Regions from separate parts of the Homo sapiens genome. Here region 1 is linked to region 2. Evidence: read pairs that join two places in POLR2A ChIA-PET (ENCODE). Cell type or tissue: Panc1. All regions are shown on one strand. Each heading gives the region's core, and the rest is flanking DNA. Links, peaks and the distances in the headings are about the cores only.

Region 1 (10,471 bases), core at 1,727-9,726, 260 kb before region 2:
ACATGGTGGCGGGCGCCTGTAATCCCAGGTACTGGGGAGGCTGAGGCAGAGAATTGCTTGAACCCAGGAGGCGTAGGTTGCAGTGAGTGGAGATCGTGCCTCTGCAGTCCAGCCTGGGTGAAAGAGCGAGACTCCGTCTCAAAATGAAAAAAAAAAAAAAGAAAACAAGTAGAGACTGCAAAAAGGGAACAGTACCAGGAATGTTGGAGAAAAACATACTACAATTAAATCCAACACCCCTGTTGGTCCTGCTAAATGACAGGCACTGTGGAAGGTGCTTGGGACTCAGATAAATAAGACATAGATCTGCCCATGGAAAGTTCACGTCTGGACCATAAGGCATTAGGTTTCATTCTGAGCTTCCTAGTGGCCAAGGCAAAAAGGAAATAGAATGGTTTAGACAGCTCTCATTGTCTGATCAAAGGTGTTGAGGCAGAGCACTGAGGAGGGCCTGGAGATAAAGGGTGGGCTGGGGGTCAGATGCAGTTATCCCTTTGCCGACCCTTTGTTCCCCTTCCTCAGACACACCTGCCAGGGTTTGTGGAGCAGGCTGAGGCTCTGAAGGCCAAGGGAGTCCAGGTGGTGGCCTGTCTGAGTGTTAATGATGCCTTTGTGACTGGCGAGTGGGGCCGAGCCCACAAGGCGGAAGGCAAGGTGAGGTGAGGGGCCTGCAGGGAGTCAGGACCAGGTAGGATATTCTTCTTGTGACCTTTACTTTCTCTGCAGGTTCGGCTCCTGGCTGATCCCACTGGGGCCTTTGGGAAGGTGAGTGTTCCCCTGACCGCCACAGGGACATGGCAGTGCGGGGAGCAGTGGGGGCCCTTAGCCTCTTCAAGGATTTCTGACACTTTTCTCTGTCTCTTCTTAGGAGACAGACTTATTACTAGATGATTCGCTGGTGTCCATCTTTGGGAATCGACGTCTCAAGAGGTAAAAGTGGAGAGTCCTCTGTGGAGAGAGTCCTCTGTGGGAGAGAGTCCTCTGTGGGAGAGAGTCCTCTGTGGAGAGGGTCCTCTGTGGGAAGAGTCGTCTGTGGGGGAGAGTCCTCTGTGTGGGAGAGTCGTCTGTGGGGAGAGTCCTGTGTGGGGAGAGTCCTCTGTGGAGAGAGTCCTCTGTGGGGGAGAGTCCTGTGTGGGGGAGAGTCCTCTGTGGGGAGAGTCCTCTGTGTGGAGAGAGTCCTGTGTGGGAGAGAGTCCTGTGTGGGGAGAGTCTTCTGTAGGGGAGAGTCCTCTGGGGAGAGAGTCCTGTGTGGGGGAGAGTTCTCTGTGGGGAGAGTCCTCTGTGTGGAGAGAGTCCTGTGTGGTGGTGAGTCCTCTGTGGGGGAGAGTCCTCTGTGGGGGGAGTCCTCTCTGGAGTTCTCTTGGGCCCCTGGCTGTTCACTGCCTGTCTCCATGCCCAGCCTCCAAGCCCAGGCTGATGCAGCTGGCTGGGCCCCTCTTTCCGGCAGGTTCTCCATGGTGGTACAGGATGGCATAGTGAAGGCCCTGAATGTGGAACCAGATGGCACAGGCCTCACCTGCAGCCTGGCACCCAATATCATCTCACAGCTCTGAGGCCCTGGGCCAGATTACTTCCTCCACCCCTCCCTATCTCACCTGCCCAGCCCTGTGCTGGGGCCCTGCAATTGGAATGTTGGCCAGATTTCTGCAATAAACACTTGTGGTTTGCGGCCATCTCCTTGGTTATGAATGGCTGTTTCGCTGAGCGCCAGGCATTCTGGCATCATCACAGACTGGGTGAGAATGGTGAGGGCGCAGATGGGCTGAAAGGGAGAATGTAGGGGGTCCTGCTTAATTAAGGGGGAGCTAGGGAGGGCCTTTCAAGGGAAGTTTTTTTTTTTTTTTTTTTTTGAGACAGTTTCACTCTGTCCCCTAGGCTGGAGTGCAGTGGCATGATCTCGGCTCACCACAACCTCTGCCTCCCAGGTTCAAGCGATTTTCCTGCCTCAGACTCCCCAGTAGATGGGATTACAGGTGTCTGCCACCACGCCCGACTAAGTTTTTGTATTTTTGGTAGAGACGGGGTTTCACCATGTTGGCCAGGCTGGTCTCGAACTCCTGACCTCAGGTGATCACCCGCCTCCACCCCCCAAAGTGCTGGGATTACAGGTGTGAGCCACTGTGCCCAGCCTTGAGGCAGGTGTTACTGAGCACTGAGAAGGAGCCAGCAATCTGAAGAGGAAGGGAAGAAGCGCTCCCCACAGAGGCAGCACAGAGGGCGAGGCCTGGCCGATGGCATGTGGCGCACAGTGTGGCCTTTGTACCTGCTCTCTGGGTGCTGCCTGATGCCATTTAGTCTGGAAACCCCATGGCGGGAAGCTTGGCTCCCAGCATTCCTGCCGGGGCCCAGCCCCACCATCCTTTCAGACTTGACCCCCTCCTGGGCACACCCTCATCCCAGGAAGAGCTCAGGTCACTTTAGGACCATCTGATGGACAGGGAGAGGGGCTCTGGCACAGCACTTGCTCATTCCAGGAGGGCTCCCTGGGGGAAGAGTCTAGGTGAGCTGTGGAGGGGAGAAGATGCTGGTGAGGCCTGACCAGTGGTGGCTGGGTGTGAGGGGCCTCAAGTGGGGACACCAGCAGGGTGTGGGGATGGGGGCCATTGCCACGGCAGGCCCTGCTCCTGGGCCTCTGCCCCTTGGTGCAGGGAAGCCACGCCTGTGATGGTGAGGCCCCACTGCGTGGAGTCTAGGGGGCCTCTGTGCCCTGCGCGATGCTGCCTGCCTGCCCACCCCAGGTGTGGTAACAGCCCTCACAAGAATTGGTGAGGTGTGGACTGCTGCTGCCTCTCAGCCACCTACAGGGAGTCCGCATTCCATCACCGCGTGGAGCTGCCCTGCCATGAACCACATCAATACCTGGCTCCCAGGCACTTCCTGCGTAGTGGTCCCCAGGGGTCAGCCCCCACTGCTGACTCAGGCAGGCCACACTCTTGAGAGGTCAGGGAGAAGGTCAAAGCAGGGCCTCATAGAGCAAATGACCCTTGAGGCAGTGGGAGTGGCGCCTCAAGTGGGAGGCGGAGGGAGGCCCATAGCCCTAGGGGTGAGCCCCATAGCCCTAGGGGTGGAGGGTGGGACAATCCCATGCTGCCGCAGCAAGGTGGGTAGCAGGAGTAGGGGGGGAATGTTGGGGACAAGAGAGGATGCCTGGAGGTCAGTGGGCTCTCTGAAGCTGATGAGCAGCTTGCCTTCCACCCTACAGGCACCTTGGCCATGGGCTACCGTGTGCAGCCCCCAAGCTGGGAGGCTGGGAGAGGCACCAGATGGGCAGCAGGGAGCAGGACCCATGATGACAGCAATGCCCAGGAGGTGGAGGTGGAGATGTGTTGGGAGGGAGGGTGCATCCAGGGAGCTGCTTGCTGAAGGTGGAGGGGCTGGGTGCTTGTGGTCACGTCTGTGAGAACAGACACTCAGTAGGAGGGGAGCCAGCCTCCCTGCCCAGGGTTGCAGGTGCTCAGCCTACCCGAGTCGTGCTGCCCACCAACCTCTGTCACTGTGGTTCTCTCCCACAACCTGCCACCCCTTCAGGGGTCCCAGGTGGGGGCAGGGAAGGAGGCTGACTGCACCTCGAGCTGCCCTGGTAAACTGCCTGCCTCTCCTCTCCTGCCAAACTCGGGGGTACAGTGTTGTCCTCATGGACACGCATAACACAAAGCCCCTTTCTTTCCCGGATACCACCTCTTTATCCTCTCATCATACAAATGAGAAAACAGACGTGGAGCTTCCTACAGGGCACCTGTGAGCTAATGAGTGTCTCCATTAGTAAATAGGGGGTGGTGGTAGCAAATAGCCCACCCCACTGGCTGTGCACCCCACGCTACCCAGGCAGCTCCCTGCTATCGGGGAAGCCCAGCTCCGTCTCTGTCACTCTGCTGCCTGTTTCCTCTGCTCCTGGGCTATTATCTGGGCTGGCTGAGGCCAAGCAAGGCCTCTAGAGGAAGTGTCCCCTCCAAGGTCTGTTGCCACTGGCTGGGCCTCTAGGAAGGGTTGAGAGGGCTTCCAGGGCTGGGGTGGCCCTCTAGGACAGCCTGGTGTGGGTGGCGGTGGGGCTGTGGCCTCAGTGGCCCTGACTGCTGAGCATGTGGCTGAGCTTGCTGGAGTGAGGACGTCCTTGGGTGGGGGCACGGAGGACTGGCCCTGGAAGCTGCTCCAGGCCCTGGAGGGCCCAAGATTAAACAGCACCTGGCAAGAGAACCTTGCATAGCTGTCTCCAGGTTGGACAGGTGGGGCTTCAGGCCTGGAGATAAGGGCAGACCAGGCCACGGTGTCCTGGACCAGAGAGCCCTGGACATCTGGGCTGCACCTGGCAGAGCTGTGCGTGTGGCCTTCCTGGGCTCTTGGTGGCCGAAAGACCAATGTTAAAAAACATAACAGGCCAGGCGGGGTGGCTTACACCTGTAATCCCAGCACCGTGGGAGGCCAAGGCGGGTGGATCATTTTAGGTCAGGAGTTTGAGACTAGCCTGGCCAACATGGAGAAATCCCATATCTACTAAAAATACAAAAATTACTTGGGCATGGTGGCGCATGTCTGTAATCCCGGCTACTGGGGAGGGAGGCTGAGGCAGGAGAATTGCTTGAACCTGGGAGGTGGAGGTTGCAGTGAGCCGAGATCGTGCCACTGCATGCCAGCCTGGGAGACAGAGCAGGAGTCTGTCTCAAAAAAAAAAAAAAAAAAAAAAAAAAGAAAAGAAGCTGAAACATCCACCCAACAACACATGCCCCAGTGAAACTCACTTGCCTGTCCTAGCATGCCCAAGGCCATAGCAACTGAGACCAGAAGGCCAAGGGTGTTACTCAGCATCAGTGGTTCTGGGCCTTCCTGGGTCTAGAGTCCCTTTGAAACGCAGCTGAACAGACCCCAACATGAGCCTGAAGAGTGTTGACCTAAAAGGAAGAAGCCTAGGCAAAATTAATATCAGCGGAGACTTTATTTGGGCCAAGCTTGAGGATTGCATCCCAGGAGCACAGATTCAAGTTGCCCTGAATATACACTCCGATTAGCAGAAGTTGAAATGGATTTTAAAAGGACAAGAGAGCTCCTGAGTTGTTTACTAAGAATTTACATTAAAATAACAAACTGGCTGGCTGCAGTGGCTCAGGCCTGTAATCCCGGTTCCTCTGGCAGCTGAGGTGGAAGCATTGATTCAGGCCAGTTTGAGACCAGCTTGGACAACATAGCAAGACACCGTCCCTACAAAATAAATAAATAAATAAATAAGTAAATATATAAATAAGTTGTCGTAGTGCATGCCTGTGGTCGTAGCTACTCAGGAGGCTGAGGCGGGAGGATCGCTTGACACCAGGAGTTGGTGACTAACTACAGTTAGTGAGCTATAATCGTGCCACTACCCTCCAGCCTGGGTGACAGAGCGAGACCTTGTCTCTAAAAAAATAAAAATAGGCCGGGTGTGGTGGCTCACACCTATAATCCCAGCACTTTGGGAGGCTGAGGTGGGCGGATCACCTGAGGTCGGGAGTTCGAGACCAGCCTAACCAACATGGAGAAACCCCGTCTCTACTAAAAATACAAAATTAGCCAGGTGTGGTGGCTCATGCCTGTAATCCCAGCTACTCGGGCGGCTGAGGCAGAAGAATCACTTGAACCTGGGAGGCGGAGGTTTTGGTGAGCCAAGATCTCACCACTGCACTCCAGCCTGGGCAACAAGAGCCAAACTCTGTCTCAAAAAAAAAAAAACCCAAAACAAAAACAACTAAATAAAAATAAATTAGTGACACCCCGTCTCTACCAAAAAAATAAAATAATTGGGTGGGTGTGGTAGCACGTGCCTATAGTTCGAGCTACTCCAGAGGCTGAGTTGGGAAAATCACTTGAGCCCAGGAGGCCAAGACTGCAGTGAGTTATGATTATGCCACTGCACTCCAGCCTGGGTAATAGAGCAAGACCCTGCCTCAAAAAAAAAAAAAAAAAAAAAAGGCTCAATAAAAGGTTATTTGAAAGATAAAAATCAGGCCAGGCATGGTGGCTCACGCCTGTAATCCTAGCACTTTGGGAGGCTGAGGTGGGCGGATCACCTGAGGTCAGGAGTTTGAGACCAGCCTGGCCAACATGGTGAAACCCCATCTCTACTAAAAATACAAAATTAGCCAGGCATGGTGGTGCCATGCCTGTAGTCCCAGCTACTTGGGAGGCTGAGACAGGAGAATTACTTGAACCTGGGAGGCAGAGGTTGCAGTGAGTCGAGATCACGCCATTGCACTCCAACCTGGGCAACAGAATGAGTCTCACCACAACCTCCGCTTCCCGGGTTCAAGCGATTCTTGTGCCTCAGCCTCCTGAGTAACTGGGACTACAGGCGCGTGCCACCATGCCCGGCTACTTTTTGTATTTTTTAGTAGAGATGGGGTTTCATTATGTTGGCCAGGCTGGTCTTGAACTCCTGGCCTCGTGATCTGCCCGCCTCAGCCTCACAAAGTGCTGGGATTATACGTGTGAGCCACCGCGCCTGGCCTATCGGGGGAGTTTTCAATAGGCCCTAAGGGAGTCAAGTCTGGGTTTCTGAGACAAAGAAAAGGTTGGAGGGGTCCTGGTGTTCCTGGCCTAGATCAGGCTTGGGCTGCAGCCATGAAGGTGCTGTGATCAGGGGCAGTGGAGGCTGCTGGCCCCAAAGGGACACACTCTACTGGGCGTGGTTGGGGTTTGGTGACACAGGCATTGAGAAGTGACAGCAGATAGTGCAAAGTGTGCATGGGTATAACTTCTGGAGAAGTTCAGGTAACATCTATGCGAAGGCACAGATTCTTGGTGTTAACGAGCATGCATATTGGCCTGCCATGTGATTATATTTGTATCATCAACTCGCACTCCTGGAGTTGGGAATCATGTCTTTTTACTTAACACAGGTAAGGAGCCCTGCTCAGGGTGGGAAACACAGATAATACTTAACACGTTTTGGGAAGGAGTAAAGAAGTGAAGGCCAGGCGTGGTAGCTCACGCCTGTAATCCCAGCACTTTGGGAGGCAGAGGTGAGCGGATCACCTGAGGTCCGGAGTTCGAGCCCAGCCTGACCAACATGGAGAAACCCCGTCTCTACTAAAAATACAAAATTAGCAGGGCGTGGTGGTGCATGCTTGTAATCCCAGCTACTCAGGAGGCTGAGGCAGGAGAATCGCTTGAACCTGGGAGGTGGAGATTGCAGTGAGCCGAGATTGTGCCATTGTCTGGGCAACAAGAGCAAAACTCCATCTCAAAACAAAACAACACAACAACAACAAAAAAACAAAGGCTTAGCTCACAGGTATGCACTAGAGAGGTTGAGCTAGTATGCTAGCTGTGTGATTATTCCTTCTGTCTTGCTGCTCTGCCATTTTAAACACGTCTTTACCTTATGATCCACTGTGGCTGCTTGAGTTCCAGCCATCACATTCATCGTCCAGCCTGCAGGAAGGAGGAAATGAAGAACAGAAGATAAAAGGCCCATGCCAGCTGTCTGTCAAGAAGCTTTTTCTGGAAGCTGTCATATATCCCTTCCACTTACATCTCACTGGACAGAACTTAGTCACATGGTCATACTAGCTGCAAAGGAAGCTGAGAAGTATCAACTTCATTCCAGGGTGCCATGTGTCTAAATTAAAAATTATGAGTTTTTTTAGTCAGGGAGAGAGAGAGAAAGGATATTGGGTGGACAGCAAGCAGTGTGGCCACACAGGGATCACCTCTGAGAAGAGGGACCTTTGAGGTTCCATGCTTCCCAGGAGATGCCCACTTCCCTGCCTTTCCTGTCAGCCATGGAAGGGCATGGTTAATACGAAGCTGGCCCAGATCCACGTGTGGTCCCCTCATCTCCCCAGTGACTTCTCTCCAAGCCTCTGTCCCCATTCCCTGCAACCTTGGTCACCAAAGTCACCCTGATTCCCAATTGTGGGTCCTCCAATCTCTTCCCTTTCAGCATCTACCAGACAATGTTCCCCGCTGGGATGCCCCTGCCCAGATCACTCTAACCTTCAGGGCCCCAAGTCAGTTTCACTGCTGAGGACAACAGCCCTCTTTCCTGGTTCCCTGTCCCTTTCCTGAATTAGTTTCTGCGGGAACTGAGCCACATGGTTCGGCTTCATCAAAGATAGATTTGCCAAATTGACATACAATTCACATATCATAAAATTCAGCCTGTAAAATTGTACAAAGGCTAGACATGGTGGCTCATGCCTGTAATCCCAGCACTTTGTGGGGGTGAAGGGGGATGCTTACTTGAGTCCAGGAGTTTGAGACCAGTCTGGGCAATATAATGAGACCTTGTCTCTTTTTTTTTTTTAAAGTGTACAAGTCGGTTGTTTTCAATATATTCACCGAGTTGTGCAACCATCACCACTAAGGCACAGGCGGATCTTTTTTTTTTTTTTTTTTGAGATGGAGTCTTGCTCTGGCACAATCTCGGCTCACTGCAAGCTCCGCGTCCCGGGTTCATGCCATTCTCCTGCCTCAGCCTCCTGAGTAGCTGGGACTACAGGCGCCCGCCACCATGCCCGGCTAATTTTTTGTATTTTTAGTAGAGACGGGGTTTCACCGTGTTAGCCAGGATGGTCTCGATCTCCTGACCTCGTGATCCGCCCGCCTTGGCCTCCCAAAGGCCTCCCGGCCTTTTTTTTTTTTTTTTTTTTTTGAGACAGGGTCTCCTTCTGTCACCCAGGCTGGAGTGCAGTGGCACGATCTCGGCTCACCACCAGCCTCTACCTCCTGGGTTCAAGTGATCTTCCTGCCTCAGTCTCCCTAGTAACTGGGACTACAGGCATGAACCACCATGCTCAGATAATTTTTGATTTTTTTTGGTAGAGACAAAGTCTCTCTGTGTTGCCTGGTCTGGTCTCAAACTCCTCTGCTCAAGTGATCCTCCTGCCTTGGCCTCCCAAAGTGCTGGGATTACAAGCATGAGACACTATGCCCGACCCTAAGACAGATCTTTAATCTCAGTGACTTCTCACCAAAAGAAGCTGCTTTTCTCCTCTGAGCATTGCAATTCTCATGTCATTATGAGTGGCCCAATCAGGTGTTCAGAGGTTCCACTTGCTCACCTGTGTCTCCTCACAGTCACATAGGTATCTTCCCTTCAGTGCCTCTTTGCTGAAAATCATCTCTGCACCAGGCACTGTGCGAGGCTCTGGGGATACAGCAGTGAATATGCCGTGCATGGGCCCTGCAGGCATCAGGTACCAGGTGGGAAGGGTGTTCCAGGGGTGGGAACAGCCACTGCTAAGGTCTGCAGGCCAGGAAGATGAGGGAGGTCTGGGCTGAGCAGTGGTGAGGATGGAGATGGGATATTGCCCGCAAGCTGTGGCTCGCGTGGTTTATCTTGGTGGAGAGCTGGGTGTTTCCAGTGTTTGGCTGGGGCAGCTTCCAGCTTTGGACACACTTCTATTTTTGTTTCCTCTTGGGCTCCTTCTACAGGGCTTATTCCCAAACGCTGGAGTGCTGGGTCAAAGGGCTCCGGAGGTTTTATTGGTCTCAGGAAATTCTGAGACCGTGCTGACTTGTACGCTTTTAGAGAGTGAATTTTATGACATGTGAATTGTATGCCAATTTGGCAAATCTATCTTTGATGAAGCTGACCAGTGTGGCCCAGTTCCCACATGGAACAATTCAGGGCAGGGACAGGGAGCCAGGTGTGAGGGCTGTTGCCTCTGAGCCACCTGTGACCTGTGCTGTGTTCTCTGCTGCAGTTGCCAACTAGAGTTGAGTTTTACCTTTTGGATTTATTTTTTGCCAGTTTAATGGATGTTTAATGGCACCTCGGAGCTGTCTTTAATGTGTGTGTCTTTAATTACGAGGGCAACTGGCAGCCATGGGGCTTGGCCCTGGATTTCCACCTTGTTTCCTAATTGGATGCTGGGCTCCAGCCTTGCTGTCCCACCCGACAGCAACAAGGAGTGGAGTGGAGCCGGGTGCAGTGGCTCGCGCCTGTAATCCCAGCACTTTGGGAGGCCGAGGCGGGTGGATCACCTGAGGTCGGGAGTTCGAGACCAGCCTGACCAACATGGAGAAACCCTGTCTCTACTAAAAATACAAAATTAGCCGGTCGTAGTGGCGCTTGCCTGTAATCCCAGCTATGTGGGAGGCTGAGGCAGGAGAATTGCTTGAACCCAGGAGGCAGAGGTTGCAGTGAGCTGAGATCGAGCCACTGCACTCCAGCCTGGGTAAGAGCAAGACTCTGTCTCCAAAAACACAAAACAAAACAAAACAAAACAAAACAAAATACAAAGGAATGGAGTGGAGGAGGTGGCGGGGAGCAGGGGGTGGAGGGTGGGGTGGGGTTGTGGGTAGAGTGGGGCTGGGAGACTGCGAGCTCTTAGCGCCAGAGGAGGACTGAGATTTCAGCCTCAGCTGCCCTACTTGCCCCCATTCCCTTCTGAGCTGCACTTTCCTGGCCTCTGAAATAAGAGTTCATTTGTTCAAAAACATAAAAAAAAAAAAAAACTGCCTTCAGTATCTTGGCTCTGCCACTTCCTGGCTGTGTGGC
Region 2 (10,471 bases), core at 2,366-10,365:
CCATCACCACCATCATCTCAATCACCACCATCTCAATCACCACCATCACCACCATCATCTCAATCACCACCATCTCAATCACCACCACCACCACCATCTCAATCATCCCACAACCATCTCAATCACCACCATCACCATCTCAGTCACCACCATCACCACCATCTCAGTCACCACCAGCACCACCATCTCAGTCACCACCAGCACCATCTCAGTCACCACCACCACCATCAGCAGCAGCGCCACCATCATTGTCATTCCTATCATCACCATCATCATCACAGTCATAAGCACTGGGGCATTTCCCAGTTGTTCTGTGGGGAATTTCAAGTTGAGCCTGTGGCCGCGTTTGGGGCACATTTGGTAGTGACGAGTAGCAAAGCCACTGCCATTTTTCAGAAAGGCAGTGGCCCAGGCTATTCCAAACAGCAGTTTGGAGCAAGCAATGCCCAGGAGAGCAGACCTTCAGAGGCTTTGGAGGAGCTGGCAGTCCCAAGCCTAACATGGGTTGGGGGCCCTCATTATCCTGGGGGCCCTCATTATCCTCACGTAAACACTCCGAGAGCTGGAGGAGGACCCTCAGAGAACCAGGACATCTTGCCCTAAAGACCACCTCGTAGAGTGGAGAGCATGATGCCCTTTCCACAGATGAGGAAATCAAGGCCCAGAAGACCTGGATTTAAACTGAAACTGTGAAGATGGCCACGCCTCTCTGCAGCCCTGGCTGGGCCCTACCCTGTGTGCCAGTCCTGTGCTGGGCACGGTTAGAGGCACGATGACTCGGACCTGGCCCTTAGAAAACCTGCAGCCCATCACCTCACGCAAAGCACCTCCAGGTGGTGGGCACCGTTCTGGAGGGCTTCAGGGATTGGGAAACGAGGAGACAGGGATGGGCCTGGACGGGCGGAGACGGTGGCCACAGCATTCAGGTGGAAGAAACAGCAAAGGAGCGAAGACAGGAGTGCAGGACCTCTTCAGAAGAGAGTCAGTGCCTGTGTGGGCAGGGCCGAGGCCACGTGATGGAAGCAGCCGAAGGGAGAAAAGAGGGTTCCCATGGCCTCGGCCTCCTCTCCAAGGCACTAGGGAGTGATCTCAGACTCTAAGCAAGGGGTGACAAGCTAGAGGCTCGCAGATCCTTCAAAGGGTCCACACAGAGCTTCTCCCAGGAGCGCACTTCTACCTCCGAGAACCCAGCCCACAGAGACAAAGGCTGGGAGGAGAGCAGAGGCTCTGATCCTGCAGTAATAGTTTCCAAGCCCCAGGCAACCTCGAGGGGCACAGAGCCCTGTCAGGCCCTGAGCAAGCCCAGCCAGCTTTGGCTGCTGCCTCCTTCAGCCGCCCGCCTGGATTCGGCCAGCCCTGCTGAGTCACGGACAGTAAGCTCTCCTGCCTGCCCTTTCTCCTGCCTGGCCTGGGACCAGAGGCAGCTGCTGTCACCACAGGACATTGGGGGCTGGGAGGAATCACAAAAAACCTGCTGCACGAACCAGCCAGAAGGATGCCCACCGCGCAACCCCAGGTCCAAAAAAAAAAGAATACGTTGACAAACCACGTGCCTGTGCCATTTCTCCTGTAACAAGGCAGGCCCAGGACAGGGTTGAGGCCTCACGACCATGGGGTCTCCCTTCATTGAATTCGCTGTCATTGCCTCCACTCTCCTTGACCCTTCCCCCTCCCAAAATCTTATCCTCCACCCGCCACTCACCCCTGTGGTCTAGTGCTCATCGCTAGACCAGTAGCTGCCCGTGTCCCAGCTCTCCACCTGGATTCCCCTCCAGACCTAGACTGTAACAGTACTTCCATCCTGTGGGCTGTAAGACTCAGCGCCCCTCCTCCTGCACTGTCCCAGTGGCCTCGCGTCCCTTTAGCCACTAGCTCAGGACTCCTCCGGGGAACATCTTGTAGCCATGCCCTTGCACATGCGCACCATGCAGCGGCCCCATCTCTCTCCCCCTTTGCTGCCTGGCCAGGCTCCTCCATGCCCAAACCTAACTCTGTCCACACCACGCCTGCCCCCCGCAGAGGAGGCAAAATCTCATCACAGACCCCACCGAGGGGCACCAGCAGCAACCATCCCACTCTGGTCCATCGGCTCTCCCGCCTCTCTGTCTTCAAACTTGCCACACCTCCCTAAGCTCAACTGTCTACCTTGCTTCGTATTTCACTGGCCCCTCTTGTCCTCCCAACACAGAGCTTCGTTTGTGTCTGCACGATCACCCTCATCTCCTGCAGCTGGCAATGAACTCCTGGGGCCACTGTGCTCTGGGTTCCGTCCCCTCTCACAGTCTCAAGGACTCTGCTCAAATATCCCTCCTGCCAACAACATCAAGGTTTCCCTTTCTAACATGCGATCCATCAGCATACAAGTGAGTTGTAATAACCCCTCTGCTTGAAAACAAGGCTTCATAACACAATTGTGTGAGCTCCCACAGCAGAGATGACCAACTGCCCCCCAGCACCCACGCTTCCCCATTCCAGTGTTGAGATGTGGCCTGATAGCAGCAGCCTAGCCAGGAACTGCGTCCCTCCCCACCTTCTGCCTTGTCACCAGTTCTCAGCAGTGGGATGTGAATGGAATAAATGTGGGTCACTTCTGGGCTAAGATGGTCAAAATGCAGGTGAATGCAGGCTGGGCGCAGTGGCTCACACCTGTAATCCCAGCACTTTGGGAGGCTGAAGCAGGTGGATCACTTGAGGTCAGGAGTCTGGGATCAGCCTGGCCAACATGGCAAAAACCCGTCTCTACTAAAAATACAAAAATTAGCCGGGCGTGGTGATGCGCACCTGTAATCCCAGCTACTCCAGAGGCTGAGGCAGGAAAATCACTTGAACCTGGGAGGCGGAAGTTGCAGTGAGCTGAGATTGCTCACTGGTGACAGGGCAAGACTCCATCTCAAAAAAATAATAATAAAAAAAATTTGTAAACGCAGGTGGATGCTTCATCCTCTCTTCCCCTCTGTGGCTGGATGCACACGAGCACAGCCAGCGTGGATGCCAAGGACAGAGCTGCGAGATGGGGAGAGCCTGCGTTCCCAGACACCTCTTGGAGGAGAGCTGCCCACAGTCAGCAACAGCCATTTGGGACTTTACACAATCAATAAATAAACTTCTACTGTGTTTGAGCTGCTATACATTTCGAGGTTGGCTTGCCACAGCAGCCAGCGTTACTCTAATTAATGCGAACCACATCCCCATTTTCCTGCTTCTCCTTAGAGTGAAACTCCGTAGGTGAGCTGCCTGTCTTCACCGACTTCACTTCCCTGCCTCCAGCACTCTCACAGTCCTGTGCCTCTGTGCACTTCACCTCACCCCTCCACGGTAAACCCTCAAGCCAGGGCCCTCAGAGAAGTCCATGCTGCCAAATCCAGGGGCTAATTCTAGACCTTATCCCACCCCACCTCTCAGCAGGATGAGACTTTTTTGTTTCCTTGTTTTTGAGATGGAGTTTCACTCTTGTTGCCCAGGCTGGAGTGCAATGACGTGATCTCGGCTCACCACAACGTCTGCCTCCCAGGTCCAAGAAATTCTCCTGCCTCAGCCTCCTGAGTAGCTGGGATTACAGGCATGTGCCACCATGCCTGGCTAATTTTTTGTATTTTTAGTAGAGACAGGGTTTCACCATGTTGGCCAGGCTGGTCTCGAACTTCTGACCTCAGGTGATTCACCTGCCTCAGCCTCCCAAAGTGCTGGGATTACAGGCGTGAGCCACCGCGCCCGGCCAAGGATGTGACATTGCTGATTGACTCTGTCAGATACTTTTCACTCTGGCTTCCGGGGCATCCTGCTGTCCTGGTTTCCAGGCCTCACTGGTTTTGCCTTCACAGCTCTTTTGCTGGGTCATCCTCTTACTGACCTCTCAACATCAGAGACCAAAGGCTCCATCACAAACGTCATCTCTTTGCTATGAAAGCTTGCACCCTACGTGAGCTTATCCAGTCCTGTGACTTAAAATGCCTTTTATCCCCTAATTATTCCCAAGTCGCTCCATGATGCCACCACCTGGATGGCTAATAGACATGTCAATATCATCACACAAAAAAAGATTTATTTTCCCATCAAACTTGCTTCTCCCCGAGTGTTCTGCTTCTCTGTAAATGGCCCACCATCCACCCACCACCCACCTGATCATCAGTTTATCCTTTTTCTTCACCCTCGGCCCTGTATTTAGTCAAAGAAAAGCAATATGCCCCAAACCCAAGCATTTCTCTCCACCTGCCCTAATCCCCTAGCCCTGACCCTCATTGCTCACATGATCCACCCCAACAGCCTCCTGGGGGAACCCCTTCTTCTATATTTGTCCCATTTTCAGTCTGTTCTCCACACAGCAGCCAGGGAGATTTGTAAAAACATTAGTCAGATCATGCCACTTCTCTCCTCAAAACCCTATAAGGAAGTGTATGTTTTGGCCCCAAAACTGCTCTACTTTTCCCACTCACTTCTCCCCAACCATACTGGCCTCCTTCCTACTTCTTGAGCATAAAATCACATGCCCACCCCAGGGTCTTTGCATAATACTCTTCCCTCTGCCTGCAATATTCTTTCCCCAGTCAACTGTGTGTCTTGTCCCCTCATCTACTTGGGTCTCTTTCAATGCCACCTCCACAGAGAAGTCTTCCCTGACTGCCCCACCCAAAGTGGCAACATGATCCTTACTCTCTGCCCCTTATGCTATCTTGTTCTCTCCACAGCATGATTACTACTTGTCACTATATTCATTTATTTCTTGATGTGTTTCTCCTCTCTCATTGGCATGTCTTTCTACATATCAATGAGAACAGGGAATTATCTTGTTTGTTCACCGCTGCATCCCTGTGCCTAGAGCAGTGGCTGGTGCATTATCAACACTCAGCTCAACAAATGAATATTGATATTAAGAAGAAAGACACTCTTCTTTTTTTTTTTTTTTTTTTTTTGAGACAGAATCTTGCTCTGTCACCCAGGCTGGAGTGCAGTGGCGTGATCTTGGCTCCACTGCAACCTCCGCCTCATGGATTCAAGCAATTCTCCTGCCTCAGCAACCCTGGTAGCTGGGATTACAGGTGTGTGCCACCACCTCTGGCTAATTTTTGTATTTTTACTAGAGGCAGGGTTTCCCCATGTTGGCCAGGCTGGTCTCAAACTCCTGACCTCAAGTGATCCACTCGCCTCGGCCTCCCAAAGTGCTGGGATTCCGGCCGTGAGCCACCACGCCTGGCCCAAGAGAAACACTCGTAATATCCACTAAGAGATCAAGGAAATTATTCCACCTATGAAACAAGAAGTGGAAACTAGGAAACAAGAAGAAGCAGTTATAGGAAGAACCAAACACGGATTCTGAAATGGAAATTACACATTCTGAAATTAAAATGCTGGTGATTTGGGGCTGGGTGCAGTGGCTCATGCCTATAATCCCAGTACTTTGGGAGGCCGAGGTGGGCAGATCAGTTGAGGCCAGGAGTTCGAGACCAGCCTGGCCAACATGGTGAAACCCCATCGATATTAAAAATACAAAAATTAGCTGGGCATGGTGGCACATGCCTATAGACCCAGCTACTTAGGAGGCTGAGGCATGAGAATTGCTTGAACCTGGGCAGTGGAGACTGCAATGGGCCAAGATGGCGCCACTGCACTCCAGCCTGGGCAACAGAGCAAGACTCTGACTCAACTTAAAAAAAAAAAAGTGGAGAAAGCTGCATGAGAAGCATTTTTTTGGGAGAGCTCAGCTTTGGCCACACTAAGTGTGAGATGTTTATTAAGCACCTAAGATTAGGCAGTTGGATCAAAATCTAGCATTCCAAGAAGAGGTACAGGCTAAAGATGTGAATGGACCAGATGATAGAGAATATAGAGAAGACCAAGGAGTGAGCTCAGTGGCCTCCAATGTTAACAGTGTGTGGAGAAGAGGAAAACCCAACCAAGAAGATTGAGAACTAGTGAGTCCTGGAGGCCCAGGGAAGAAAGTATTCTCAGATGGAGATCAGAGACAGATGGCTCAAGTAAGATGAGGACTGAAAATGTCATTGAATCTAGCAGCATGGAGGTCATTGGTGACAGCAGAGTGATAGGGGCAAAACCTTGATGGGAATGAATCCAAAAACAAACAAAAAAATGGGAAGACAGAAACTGGAAATGAGTGTCAATAATACTTTCATAGAATTTTGTTGTAAATACAAGCAAAGGTGGGGCAGTCGCTTAAGAAGAAAGAGGGGCTCAAATGGAGGGGGAGTTTTTGGAAGGCTACAGAAAAAAATGGCATATTTGTACATTGGTGGAAATTATCCAGTAGCGAGGGAAAGACAAATGCCAAAGAGAGATGTGAGCAGGCAAAGGGGGGTGGGCTCTAGGCACACAGTGAGGGGTTGGCATGGATGAGAGAGAAACCAAACTGGGTGGAAGGAAGGCAGAATGTGGGGGCACCAAGGCAGGTGAGCTGGTGAGAGAATTAGACTGTTGGCTTCTGATGGCTTCTATTGTTTTAGTGAAATAAGAAAAAAGGTCATCTATTGAGAGAGAGGATAGAAGAGAAGGTGGTAGGTTTGAAGAGAGAAGATGGTATCAAATAACCCCTGGTTTGTGTGTTCAAATATAAGGGTAACAGAAATAAAACGTACAACTGACAGACCAAGACAGTAGAAGAATATAACAAGAAAACTTAATGGATTCAGTAGAAATTAGGAACAAGGAAACCAAGATTTAAAGGGAAAATGTGGTAAACAAGAAAACATACAGTAAGTCCAAACATGTCAATAATTACAATAAATGTGAACAGGTTAAAATCGCTAATTAAAAGGCAGAGGTATTTCTTTTGGATTTTACAAAAGGAAATGTAAAGCTTATTTGGCAGCTCAAGCTGATGAAGCTAAACATATCAGTTACTAAAACAAAGTCTGCACATATTTACACCAAACTGTAAACAGTAGTGTAACTCACTGGTTGATGAGTATATGAGGGATCTTTATTTTCATTTCAATATGTTCTGAATTTTTGAGGAAGTGTGTAAATTATTTCATAATTAGAAAATAAATGAAATTTTTAAAAAAATCATCCATGCACTTCAGCAAGTCTCCATGGAACCTTTATTTGTTGTCCAAATCAGTTCCAAAGAGCCTCTAAAGAAGGGTTCCAGACTACCAGGAGCTCACTGGAAATAAGACCAACTGGACCATAATAGAAGAATGCAGGTCATGGCTGGGTGCCGCAACTCACACCACTTTGGGAGGCCAAGGCAGGCAGATCACCTGAGGTCAGGAGTTTGAGAAGAATGCAGGACAGTGTAAAGATGAGATTCCACTGACAACTCTGAGCCCTAGTTGTAGGCAGGAATAAGTGAAGAGAGCCCGCTGGAGGAGGAGTATTTGGACTGTGCCCATTCCACACAGTATGTGGCCTAAGGGTGAGCCTGGAGACAGCATTCCAGGCTGGAGGTCCAACATAAGCAAGGGTGGGAACTGAGAAAGCATGTACAGGGCATGTGGTGGAAGCAGTGGATGACTCAAGGTGCAGAGCCCAGGGAGGCAAAGAAGTTGGCTTGGTAAGCCATGTGGAGGGGCAGCGGGAAGAGTCGGTGAAGCAAAAAGAAGCAGATGGGAGGGGCATTTATGCCTCAAATGGAGAGTTTTATGCCCAAAGCTCATAAGAGCAAACACCTGGGTTGCCATCACTGCTGCACTGCACATATACGCATGCACACATGTACACACATGCACTTGTGCAAACACATGTGCACACATACACAGACATGTGCACACACCCACATATACATACACTTCTTTTTTTTCTTTTCTTTTTTTTTTTTTTTTTGAGATAAGAGTCTTTCTCTGTCAACCAGGCTGGAGGGCAGTGGTGCAATCTCAGCTTGCTGCAACCTCTGCCTCCTGGGTTCAAGAGATTCTCCTGCCTCAGCCTCCCAAGTAGCTGGAATTACAGCTGTGCACCACGACCATGCTCAGCTAACTTTTGTATTTTTAGTAGAGATGGGTTTTTGCCATGTTGGCCAAGCTGGTCTTGAACTCTTGACCTCAAGTGATCCCCCCACCTCGGCCTCCCAAAGTGCTGGGATTACAGGCATGAGCCACCACGCCCGGCCATGCACACACACTTTTTAACTGCTTTGTGTTCTCTGGCCCTTTCGCCTACAGAATTAGCTATCGAGACCAAGGGGGTTCTCTTGGCCTCGGTCCAGCCTTTCCTGAACCCCACACCCTGCATCAGCACACACTGCTGTCCACTCACCTGCCCTAGTAAGTCACCACTAGCTGTTGTTGACTGGGAGCCCCTTGGCTTTTAAGCAGGATTTGACCCAAGGGCTCGCAGTGCGTGGTGGGTCCAGGGGCAGGAGTTGAGGCAGAAAGACAAGGGCAGGGACAGCTGTGGAGTGGGGGAGGTGGGAGAGAGAAATCCTTAGGAGGCAAAACTAGCCAGGCTTGGCCCCTGGTGGATTTGGGAGGCAGGGAGCAGGAGGCGTGAACCAAGACGCTGGGTTCCAGGCCAGACACTGTGACATGAGAGGCCATAGCTGAGGTGGGGCTCTGCAGGAGGCATAGATTTGGGGAGGGGACAGAGATCTCAGGGTGGCATTGGGCACACCGAACCTGGGGAGTCTGTGGGGTGTCTGTTGATGCTGGGAAGCTCCACCGAGGACTCAGGACAGGGTAACAGCAAAGCGGGCACAGGACGCCAACCACAGCAGGTGAGTGGAGGCAGGAGCCACGGGTGGGGCCAGGCCACACAGCCTGGGAGGCGCAGGGGCTGGGCAGCTGCCAGTGACCCAAGCCCACACAGAGACTTGCACAGCTGCCCCAGCCCCAAATTAGGGGGATCCCCTGGCCCACCTTCTCTTGGCTCAGCCACTCTGGGAGGTGGGCACACAGGGGCACCGAAGGGAGCAGGCAGCCCTGGCATCCCACAGCCGCCAGGAGAAAAACTTAGGCCTCCCCAAGACCTGGCACAGAGCAGGCCGGCCCTGGCCCCCAAGCAGAGGAGGCTGCACCTCCCTCGCGTCTGTGCCTGCCTCAACGCGGGTTAAACTTTGACCAAGGAAATGATTGCTAAACTCGATTCCATAAGTGTCACCGGTCACACTTTAATTCCAGTCTAAAATTAAAGTCTTCAGTCTCCACATTCCCTACTTTCCAAATTCAGCTTTCCCGGGAGGTCTGGAGCAGCTGCCTCTCTGGGGAGATGCTGGAGGTCTCGGAATCACCTCACGCGGCCTCAGGGCCCAGTTGGAGCCACCCCAAGTGACACCAGCAGGCAGATGACCAGAGAGCCTGAGCCTCCGGCCCCGAGTCTGTGAAGCCTAGCCGCTGGGCTGGAGAAGCCACTGTGGGCACCACCGTGGGGGAAACAGGCCCGTTGCCCTGGCCTCTTTGCCCTGGGCCAGCCTTTGTGAAGTGGGCCCCTCTTCTGGGCCCCTTGAGTAGGTTCCATGGCATTTTCTGAACTCCTGGACCTCGTGGGTGGCCTGGGCAGGTTCCAGGTTCTCCAGACGATGGCTCTGATGGTCTCCATCATGTGGCTGTGTACCCAGAGCATGCTGGAGAACTTCTCGGCCGCCGTGCCCAGCCACCGCTGCTGGGCACCCCTCCTGGACAACAGCACGGCTCAGGCCAGCATCCTAGGGAGCTTGAGTCCTGAGGCCCTCCTGGCTATTTCCATCCCGCCGGGCCCCAACCAGAGGCCCCACCAGTGCCGCCGCTTCCGCCAGCCACAGTGGCAGCTCTTGGACCCCAATGCCACGGCCACCAGCTGGAGCGAGGCCGACACGGAGCCGTGTGTGGATGGCTGGGTCTATGACCGCAGCATCTTCACCTCCACAATCGTGGCCAAGGTAGGGCCTCCCCCAGAGCCACTCGAGTCCCACCACCTTGGAGGTCAGTCATGGATCACGGTGGGTCAGACTCAAAGGTCCAGTCCTGGGAGGGACCCACCTCCCCAGGCCCCACTCACTCTCGAGCCTCTCAGCCCCTCGTCAGCCACACACAGGGAAGTGGGCGGCAGGGATCAGTCTACAAATGGGGCCAGCCCAGGCTCTTGGAGGTGCGGGGGGCACCTGGGCGGGCACCTCTAAATGCTGGCACCTGGACACTCACCGGCCTCACCCTGTCCTGGCCCTGCTGACCTGTCAGCCGTGACTCCAGGCAACTCAGCAGCAGGGGGACTCAGTGACAATTCACTGGATTCCCCGAGACCAAAGCACACAGAGTAAGGGATTACCCCAGGCTGCCTCCCAGATGGGGCGCCAGGCAAAGCCAGGCAAGCAGAGAGGGGCAGCTCATCCCAACAAGTGGGAAGAACCTCTTTATAAAGAACAGGAGGGAAGCAACCTCTGGGAGAGGGGTGAGGGTGTCAGCTTGGGTGGCTGCTTCCAAGTGGAGAGACAGGAGAGAGGGGCAGATGTGGCTAGAGACCCATTGGGCAATAGGGAGCCATGGAAGAGTTCAGGCAGAGGGTGGCAGGATATACTCCTCAAAAGGCCAAACTATGCCTGTGGGTG

The links. ChIA-PET counts read pairs that join two places held together with the same protein. Peaks named below come from ENCODE experiments on the same cell type or tissue, not always from the same donor. Only the 100,000 strongest peaks of a DNase experiment are listed, where the experiment ranks them.
Region 1: POLR2A ChIA-PET joins it to region 2 with 11 read pairs; 2 of 35 experiments call an interaction of 5 or more read pairs at or near these places.

Annotation. Positions count from the first base shown.
Region 1 is chr11:64,320,139-64,330,609 of GRCh38, forward strand. It overlaps LOC102723878 (a long non-coding RNA gene), which reads right to left. Exons shown (of 4, transcript NR_188518.1): 3 at 7,346-7,398; 4 at 4,912-5,193. It overlaps PRDX5 (peroxiredoxin 5), which reads left to right. Exons shown (of 6, transcript NM_012094.5): 3 at 523-654; 4 at 727-765; 5 at 869-930; 6 at 1,448-1,673. The coding sequence ends at 1,553. Among named protein-coding and RNA genes, the nearest start is that of PRDX5, 7.3 kb to the left of the region's middle. RefSeq lists a silencer at 5,202-5,354. In Panc1, for the core only: no CTCF peak of the experiment used is centred there; no DNase peak of the experiment used is centred there; H3K27ac peaks cover 742 bases.
Region 2 is chr11:64,582,154-64,592,624 of GRCh38, forward strand. SLC22A12 (solute carrier family 22 member 12) reads left to right here and starts at 9,067. Exons shown (of 10, transcript NM_144585.4): 1 at 9,067-9,805. The coding sequence starts at 9,404. RefSeq lists enhancers at 424-1,307, 1,308-2,190 and a silencer at 2,412-2,597. In Panc1, for the core only: no CTCF peak of the experiment used is centred there; no DNase peak of the experiment used is centred there.